2 separate regions of the Homo sapiens genome follow, and region 1 is linked to region 2. A link is an interaction called in ENCODE POLR2A ChIA-PET data of the cell type or tissue named here. Cell type or tissue: A673. All regions are shown on one strand.

Evidence for each region. Peaks named below come from ENCODE experiments on the same cell type or tissue, not always from the same donor. Only the 100,000 strongest peaks of a DNase experiment are listed, where the experiment ranks them.
Region 1: POLR2A ChIA-PET joins it to region 2 with 5 read pairs; 2 of 35 experiments call an interaction of 5 or more read pairs at or near these places.

What each region holds. Positions count from the first base shown.
Region 1 is chr3:178,272,548-178,277,547 of GRCh38, forward strand. The region is part of intron 2 of LOC105374235 (a long non-coding RNA gene); the gene reads right to left. Among named protein-coding and RNA genes, the nearest start is that of LINC01014, 140 kb to the right of the region's middle. In A673, no CTCF peak of the experiment used is centred here; no DNase peak of the experiment used is centred here.
Region 2 is chr3:178,098,301-178,103,300 of GRCh38, forward strand. No RefSeq gene overlaps it. Among named protein-coding and RNA genes, the nearest start is that of LINC02015, 280 kb to the left of the region's middle. In A673, no CTCF peak of the experiment used is centred here; a DNase peak (open chromatin) is centred at 2,851.

The DNA of each region.
Region 1 (5,000 bases), 170 kb after region 2:
ACTTTAAAATGTATTATTACAAATATCTCCTCTGCATATGTCTGCAGAAGCCTCTGACTTGATCAACATCAAGATCTCTCTGCATGAAAATGGTCCTTGAAAAGTTGCATTATTTTTTGTTAATAAAAATATCTCCTCCTTCCCCTGAGCAAGGCTTTGGAATGAGGGCCAAATGATCAATCCACGCCACATGCAATTTTTATTTATCCTTGCCAGTAACCCTAAGTTCAAGGCTATCCAAAGACTGCCAGACTGAGTTGGTGAATCTCTGTCAAGGGAGAGATTATATGATTTTTACAGTTCAGCTGGAAAAGGAGCAAAGTTTATTATCTATCTATCCTGCTAGGCAGCAACTGTCTATAATATTCTGCTTTCTCTCTTTTTAAATCCCTCTGTGCTGTTTTGAGTGAAACAGGGAACCAGCGTCCGCCATCTGACAGTTCCTCCAGGTCTTTTAAGGTAATTAAACCTCTCTTTAAGCAAAATCTCTCATCATATTACAGGGCTGGAAATTTACAGAACTGTGGCATAGACATAGTTTAAAGTCATGTCTTTTGAACTTCAGCATTGCTTTTGCAGTAATAAGAGGGTGAAATTAACCGTAATTACAGTCAAAATTAGTTGCATAATGCTGTGTGCATCTCATCAGTACATTATGTTCTGAGCAGGCAAAGAGAATAGAGTTACCTGGAAATTAGGGTAGTTTTCAAGTAAGGTGTGCTAATCCTGATTCATGTGATGGTTTTGCAATTGGTCTGGTGCTCAACTGCAGGCTCTGCACAATTGGAACAGAATGCTGTCTCCAGTAAATTAAGAGAGTATATAAGAGATATCTGAATTGCATATATGTTAAGGCAGGGTGGGGAAAAACATTAGGACCTTTTAAATCAAAACTTCTCATTTTACAGAGTACTGAGGCCCAGATACTGTATTCATTTGTCTATTGATTCCTGGAAAGATTCTATTTTTAGTGTCACTCAAATAATAAGCGTCCTGACAAATCTACTGCTTCTTAGAGAAGGAATCAAGAAAGCTTTCCCCTATTGTTCTAATCCACAAATCCTTGGGATTATTTTGAATCCTTGGACCTCAAGGAAGCTTTTGCATCAATCTCCAGCATAGACACCCACTATTGCAAACATGCACCTGCAAGATCTTAATATTCTCCTCTCAATGCCACATTGCCAGAGAGGCAATGTGACACACAGGAGGTGAGGGACCATAGGTGTGAATCCTGTTCACCCAGACCTAGCCAACTCACCTAAAATAAATCACTGGACCTATGTAACAGTGATTTCTTAAGCAGCAAAACTTGGATAATAATACATTCCTATAAAGTTGTTGTAAGGATTAAGCAAGGTTATATAGATGAGAATACCTGGCACATAAAGAATATTAAATACAAGATTCAGAGACAGAACCTTGTGCACATGGACATATGTGTCTTGGGACTAATGTACTTGTGTTCAATTTCCAGTTCTGGACTTACTAACAATGTAACCTTGGATTAGTTACTTTAGCATTCTGAGTCCCCAATTTCCAATTTGCAAAATGGTACCGATGAGCTCTCCTTGGTAAAGCTGGATTGAGTAAGGATATTTAATGTGTGTTAGGCATCTAGCAGTGTGCAGCACAAAGAAGGCACTCAGCATGTGAGCTTTTATCCACGTCTAAACCGAAGTTTACTTTATAATGATGGCTTAGTCCTGAGCCTTCTATATCCCAATGAATTCAAAATTGCTATATCCAGCCCAGACATTACCTTTGAATTCCCATGCCACCTACTTACTTGGCATTGCTACCAGAACCCCAGACTTAACATGTCCCAAACTGAACTCCCTGAACTGAATACCAACTATCATCCATCATCCCCTACATTGTGACTGAAATTCACATCTTGTCACCATTCTTCACCAGCTGCTCATTCCCTGCCCAACATTCCCTACCCCGATTTTATGTACCTGCTGCATCTCTTCCTTCAAGTCTGAGCTTAAGTATAGTCATGGAGAGGCTTTCTTTGTTCATGCAATCCAAGTAGATCCACGAAGCTTTTCTGTTTCTTAACATCCTACACTTTACCTTTATATATGTATCATTATGTATATAATGCATGTTTATTTATTTATTTACTTGTTTATTGTCCATCTTTCTCAATACTGGAAACTCTAATGCTTTTTTTTTTAACAGAGTGAGTGAATAAACAACTACGATTTGTGGCAAGTTGCATTTATTTGTTTATATTCTCCTACGTGCATGTGATGTTATCAAAATGAGTTCAGCATAATATTCATTCATTTGTTCATTCATTCAAGAAATGTTCTGACGTGTCCTGGGCCCTGAGGTAGGGCAAAAGATAAACTAAAGTAAATGTGACACATTTCCTACCATTGATGTGCTTCCTTTCTTGATGGAAAGATAGATGAACAAACGAAACCCAACATAGAGTAATTAATGCTTTAATAGTGCTGTAGGAAAAGTCATTGGAGGGACAACATAATTCAGCTGAAGAGTTTCAGAAACAAGGCATCATAACATGGGTGATATATTAGCTGGGACTTGGAGAAAGTTGACCTATTGGAGAACAGCCTTCTTCCAGAGGATAAGTCGGCAGAACATGATCATACTTGATTAATGGCTACTAGAAAATAATGAATCACATGTCTAATTTCTACATTAGAAAAATAAATTAATGGCAAGTAGATTTATTTTTATGTAAGGAATATTATACAATAAGAGATAGTCATCATATTTTACATTTTCCTTTTACATATAAACACTTCCCCTTAGACAATCTAAAATCTTCATATCTTCTCTTCCTTTCTTATATATTTATTGTTACCTCTTTTCCAGTGAAGGGCCCTTTGCTTCTGAACATTCTTTCCTGACAGAGCTTATTTACTTGGATGAATGTTGAAAGAATATTTATTACTCTCTCAGGTAACATTCCATGAGTCATTTGCAGTGAATATTCTGTTTGGTTGTTAGGCACTTTGTAGGCCTGAGTGACAATACTTTTATGTAGTATATGGTTGGCATATTGTACATCCCCTAATTCATTTAATGGAAATATCAGTCAAAATATAAGGATAAAATTAAAACCTGATAAAAAGCTTCAAAGCCACAAAAAATTCTTAGAGCAACTGGAGGACCCAAAGCATTAAAAACTTTTGGGCACTAAATCAGAGACTAGATTTTCTTTCTTTTTGTTTTTGCCTTGGCAATTTATTTGGCTCTATGCACCAAAAGACAAGCCTTAAAGATAACAAGGCTTTTATGCACTATCACTGAAAAATTTTGGCTTATCCTTTAAGGGATTTTTCTTTTATGCAACCATACCCATATTTACCCAAGAATTTTTAGAAGCCATTTAACAAGCAGAGATTGAGAAAGTGATTATCAAGTCTGGGCTCAGGAGAAAAAGTACTTCAGCCTGGGTAAACATTTTTGTGGTGGAGAAAAACAAGGCATTAAAGTGTGGAGGCGATTAATGTTTCTGTTTTGAACTTCATGTTGTAAGACTCTCCAAACTCCATGTGGGTGGAAAAATCTGAGGTTCAGGCTGAAACAGGAACTGCAATTCTCTGAAATTCCGCACAAGAATATTTTGTTTTTCATTTGAGAATTTGGTAAACAAGTTTGCCCCTGCAATAAACAGAGACTGTGACAGTACCCTGCAGGAATTATACTGCAGATGTTTGAAAACACGAACCTTCAAAAGCATAGGTAAATTACATTCTCTCAAGAACGAATATTTCTATGCTACTTAGAATCATGTCTTGCTTCGTATTTTAATCTTCTACCCTATTGCAAGGGACAGGTGACTTTCTATATTTACCTCAGAAAGAAATAGAAACAGGTAAAGACAGTAAGCTAAGTTTTAGATTTGAAATCGCCACCTAGAAATTGTTCCCTAGAAGCCAACTAAATATCCTAAAGTTGTTTTCCTAGTCAACATATCATTTCTTATGTGTATTTATTCTTCCATATAACATGTTTGCTCAAAAATAAGATGCAAAAAAATAGCTACTGTACACTGAATGACATAGTTTGCCAAGCAATGTCTTTGGCATCTTGTACACATTAACTGAATCTTCACAATAACTTTATGATATAGATGACAATGAAGGTTCACAAGTTGAAGCAGTAGGAATATAATGCTATTTCATGAAAATTCGCTGAACTTTTATGAAGGCCCTTTAAATTTATACTTGAAATAAATATTATATGAAATACAGAAGCTCCTATGAAACAAAATATAAAAAGAACATTGTGACTAAAAACATCACAACATTTGGGATGTGTAAATTATACTTGAACACCTTGCTTTAATACATAAAATAATACTAATAAACTTAATAATAGATAATTATCAATTATCTATTGGTAATTACCCTCTAAAAATGCCTGAGCTGTGAATTCTTACTTTGGTATGTAAAAATCCCCTGTGATGTTCTTCTTCTTTTTTTTTTTTTTTTTTTTTTGAGATGTAGTCTCGCTCTGTCACCTAGGCTGGAGAGCAGTGGCATCATCTTGGCTCACTGCAACCTCTGCCTCCCAGGTTCAAGCAGTTCTCCCACCTCAGCCTCCCCAGCAGCTGGGATTACAGGCATGTGCCACCACACCCAGCTAATTTTTGTACTTTTAGTAGAGATGGAGTTTCACCATGTTGGCCAGACTGTTCTGAAACTCCTGACCTCAGGTGATCTGCCCGCCTCAGCCTCCCAAAGTGCTGGTATTACAGGTATGAGCCACAGCACCTGGATGATCTTCATTTTATCTAAACACCTTGTAATGGCAACATGAAATAGCACAGGATGTGTTTTTGGTGGCTGCTTTTATGTAATACAGAGTTTTCATGAACTATTTACTATTTGTCAACAATCTGGCAGACAGTAGCACATCAGACAGTATATGAACTAGAAATTGAGTATTATTTCATCACTTTTATGGGATTGCAGAATTTTATCTACATTGTTGAAAAAAAGAGAAATATGTAAGAC
Region 2 (5,000 bases):
GCCAGGATGGTCTCGATCTCCTGACCTCGTGATCCACCTGCCTCGGCCTCCCGAAGTTTTATTTGGGTTTTAAAAAACCAACAAATGAAAATGGTTCAGAGATCTACTTAAGAAATGGAGATAATCCAGGTATATATATGGTGATTCACCTCTGCCACTCTTCTTGGTTAGGATTCCCGTTTGGGATTAAGATACATTATTAATCAAGTCTCTTATGATTTCTACTTACTTGGGGTCAGCCCTAGCTCATCTAGTATGTAAAGAAAAACACCCTGCTTCCTCTGGACAGTTGAGCCTCCGCTATGGAGCATGGCTGTGCAAGCAGAATAAGGGCTGGCTTTCAGCTCCACTTGCCCCTTTGGTCTGGCATCCTTGTTCAGTGAACAACTTGCACACTTATGTGTGGTAACCTTGCTCCCAAATATCAATTGACCTAGAACACATACCATGTTTCATGTAAGTAATTTGAGTCGTTCTCAAATTACTTACAGAAGGTCACACAGATAGTAACAGAGCCAAGATTTGAACCTAGGTTTGCATGGCTCGGGACCCCAATCCTTAACACTACACTCTACTCCCTTTGTAATAACAAGGTATAATTAAAATTCAAGCAATTTAAGGTAAAATAATAAAAATGTCAGTTACATATCTGAATAAGGAGAAAACACCTCTCTCTAAATCTCATTATGAACTCTTTTGAATTGCCAAAATAAAGGTCATCATTGTAAGTAATCATAACACATTGACATCTTACAGAGACTAAAAGGAATTCATAGAGCCTGCCTAGTGATGGACAGTGATTACAGTTTACGCTAGTTTCTAATGCAGGATTCAAATAGCTTTTTTTCTGCCATCATTGAGAAACTCAGTTGAATTGATCTTTAGTCCCTGAGTTAAGTACTTCTGTATGTCATCATCTTGGCCCCTGCATTGATTAAGACAGATATAAATCCTCCATGTGAGCTGTGTCTTAACTCTAGATCCAGGAAGGACAATGAGAGTACAAAATGAGCCGCTTGAATTGCAGAAATTTTTTTTTTACACCTTACCTCTTCATCACAACTAATTCTGACACTGAATTATTAAATAAGCTTTGAGGATATGAAGAAACGAGCCTCGGAAATTTTTTTTACATCCTAATTTCCAACCCAAGATCAAAGAAGCTTACTCAGCCAGAAAATAGTCAGATTGCTGGGACTATGTTTTAAAGTAATTCTCCATCTGGTCTGCTTTTGAAGGAGCAGTGAATTAATCACATGGAAGTGTAAGTTAACAGGAAGTATAAAGCTATCCACAAACAAACAAATAAATGAACACGCAAAACAAAAAAATCCACTTTATACACAAAATAGAAAGCAAAAGAATGGAGGTAACTGTAAGCAACTCCGTACCCTAAAACATCTTTTTTACATAAAATGGAAAATTTTAGAAAATGGAGTTTACCTTTTCTCGTGAAAATAGAGAATGATGTTTGCCAAATATTGTCAGTTCTCTACCCACTTGATATGTGACAAGATTGTACTTTCATTCTTGTGTAGTTGGGTAGATCCAGGTAACTAAATTGCACCAATGAAATCTGCTCAGAAGTGATCTGTGTTATTTGGGGGCTGAGCATTTAATTGAGTATGACTGAACTTGCAAAGCTCACATTTTACTCTAGCAAAGGACTGGCAATAACGTTTTCAATACTGGCTGATTCATCACTCTGAGTCCCTGTGTGGCTATAATGAGTAGGCCCTTACGGCCAACCCAAGATATTTAAGCACTAAAATATATGTTACTATAACTTTTACTGATAATATCTTTAATGAGTACTGTGCACACAAATCTAGTGCTGGCCAGATACAAAGATAAATATGTTGTAGTCTGGATTGCCAAGGCTGCTGGATATACCTTAAACTTTAGACCACTGACTTCAAATGCAAGGTTAAGTGGCTCCTATATTCATGGCATAATGTCACAGTTATTCAATGTAATTCTACTTTTATGTTTAAAAAATGTGAATGAATACATTACATAATGGAAGGAAATGCGCTAAAATTTAAATATGGACTTTACCGGGAAGTGACTTTTACTTTCTTCTACATTTGTTTTACCAGTTTTCTGTAATATTTATAAAAGCATGAATTACTTTTGTGATAAAAATTAAATTTTGGCTACACAAAAAGTAAACTTAAAAAAAGTTGATATCAGTTCTATTTTTTAGAATTTATGTAATTTTACTGAAGTATATAGATGTAGTATAATTCTCATTCCGGATTGTAGGACTAATCTTTCTAAACAAATCAGTCATATATAACATACTTTTTTAGTATCAACCTCACCCTATCCCATCTAGCTGCCAAAAGTGTTTTGTATTTCATTGTTTCAAAAGTGTTCTGGTGAGCAAAATCATGTACATGGAATACCTCACCAAACTCTGTCTTAGCAAGGCTGATTTCTTTCAGGTATGCTGCACAAATACACTTTTATGGCTCTTCACTTCATGCAGTCATCTTCAAGGACTTAGTATTTACTATGACCTCTTTCTCCTGTAAATATGGAAAATCCACTTCAGTTCCCACTGTCATTTTCAGTGATTTTAATAAATTACAAAAGTCTTATAAGACTCTTCCACCCATATCTTCCCCCAGTTCCCCACACTTTGCATTTCCTATTGCCTCTGGGCCTGAAGTTTCATTCATTTGAAAACTATTCTTGGAAAGATCTCCCCTCCTCCAGCTGTTAATCTGTCATTAAGGGACCATAAGTAATTCAGATATACTACACTATTATGCAACCTCAACAGAGTGGGAAAAATCATTTGCTTCACTGTCAATGTAAAAACTTTTATCTTCTTTGACAGTTTTATTTAGAAAACCTCAGCTTTATTTTAATTTGATTCTAATGATGGCTTTCAGAAAATGATTTGAGTAAGTAAAAGTTTAGTGCAATGACAGCTGTCATGATTTCTGTGGTGCTTTCTCTCAAGGAGTATTTATTGAAAAGATGCATTTGAAATACAATGCATCATTTTTGGCACAGTGGATGGAAGTTAATTATTCAGAGCTGGTAATGTGGTAGTATTTACTCAGTGGGGAATTTAAGTAAGAAAGGTCCATTTGTTTTATCTTCTCTCATTCCTAGCCAATGCTTCCTTGAGCAAAACTGAGATTCACAGAAATCCCCATGGCATTTGAACGTACAGTAATTGCTGTTGATTGTCCTTACAAGGTAAAATGGCCATCACATTTTCTAATAATAAAAATGATGACTTGAAATTAATTCAGAGTGCAGTGGGTAATGAATGGATTTTTTTAGTTCAGTTTTTATGTGGGCTGCTGTGTGGAAATGAAGGGTAGAGGTATTTATAACAATCTGAAGCTGCTTTATTTTGGAAGTATATTAATGGAATTAAGCATAATTATGACTCTCACTAAATTTTCAAACTTATTTTCATGTAGTGGGGAATACTAACCACATATGACCTTGTAAGTCTGTAATGAATTTATCCTTGGTTGGTGGTGGTTAAGACACAGAGACCCAAGTCTTCATTCCAAAAATAATTTTGTAATACTTCCAAATAAGAAGTATTTAAATCAGCTTTCCACAAAGCCCAAATAATGGACTAACTCAACAATGGCAGTTCATGTAGGTATCAGTAATTTTTCTGTAGAATATCTTGCCTTATAGAAATAAGGGCAAAATACTGAGAGCTGAAGAAGCGAAACTATGGATATCTGCATATCTTCAGTCTTAAAAGATGTATATGTAAGCAACCTGAAAAATCCATCACTGTACAACTACTAAATTAATAACACTTTAAATGATTTTAAGACTGCATTGTGGTTTCAAAGGAACAGCTAGTTAAGGTTAGCTCAGGAATGAACATTTAATATAAAATGTGTGGTGGATTTTTTTCTCTTAAGGCTTATTTTATTTCAGAATTATAATGATATAAAATGACTAACAAGTAAAATATAAGTCAAAGAGAAACAGTCCTTTGCTTGCTTTGTTTGGCTGGATGCAGAGAGGGGTGGGAAAGTGCTGCTTTGCAACTCTTGAAGAGAAAGCCTTTCAGAAGAGTGTCTTCAGATATCACAGAAGGATTTGTTTCAAATAGTTACTTGCGGCAATGCATTGTCTCTGGGGAAGCTGACATATTCCAATAAGAGATGACACTAAACGTTAGACTTTATATTTTGTGATTTTTTTATTAGGAATTAAGTGAAAGGGAGAAAGTTCTTTTCTTTTTTTATTTCTTCTTTTTTCCAGATTGCATCTTTATGCTGTTTCTCAGCCTTCACTGATGAAAAAACACATTAGTAAGAGGATTATGTTTACCATTCTACCCTAATTAATTTAAATGGAAAAGTTCAAACTAAGCAATGAAGCTTTTCTAAATCTGAAAATGTTCCCAATCTAAAGATCCAGAGGCCCAAATATATAAGCTCTGTCTGCATAATTTAGGCAGGACGGTAAACACAGCTTTGAGAAATTTTAAGCCATGCTTTCTAGACAGCATTAGCTTTTATCCTCACTAGAAGAAATCTTATAATACCTTGCTGAATTGTTCCATTGTGTTTAAACAAAAAACACACAGATTTGGCAAATGATAAAAAGGACACTAATTTCAAAATATCTAAAAGAAGACAATTCACTACTTAATAGAAAGTTGTACATTGGGCTACCATCTAATTCATGTAGATAAGTATTTTGTTAGTTAACACTTGTCTAAGTTTATTCAAGAAACATCTAATAGGCTGGATGGCATTCCAGAATAGTAATCCTGAAAAACAGGTACTTTGATGTCTGCTATAATTCACATGTTTGTTTGTTTAACTGCTTGCATTTAATCTTTTTTTGGTATGTGTTTCTATTTGGCTTGGATATGGGTAACTTATAATTGTACCATATGTCCCTCCTACACAGGAAAAATAGGCTCTACAAAGTCAGTCCTCTGGACCTCAGTAGCAGACTTTGGATAGAGTGAGAGGGATGAGGGAGAAACATTCCTTCTC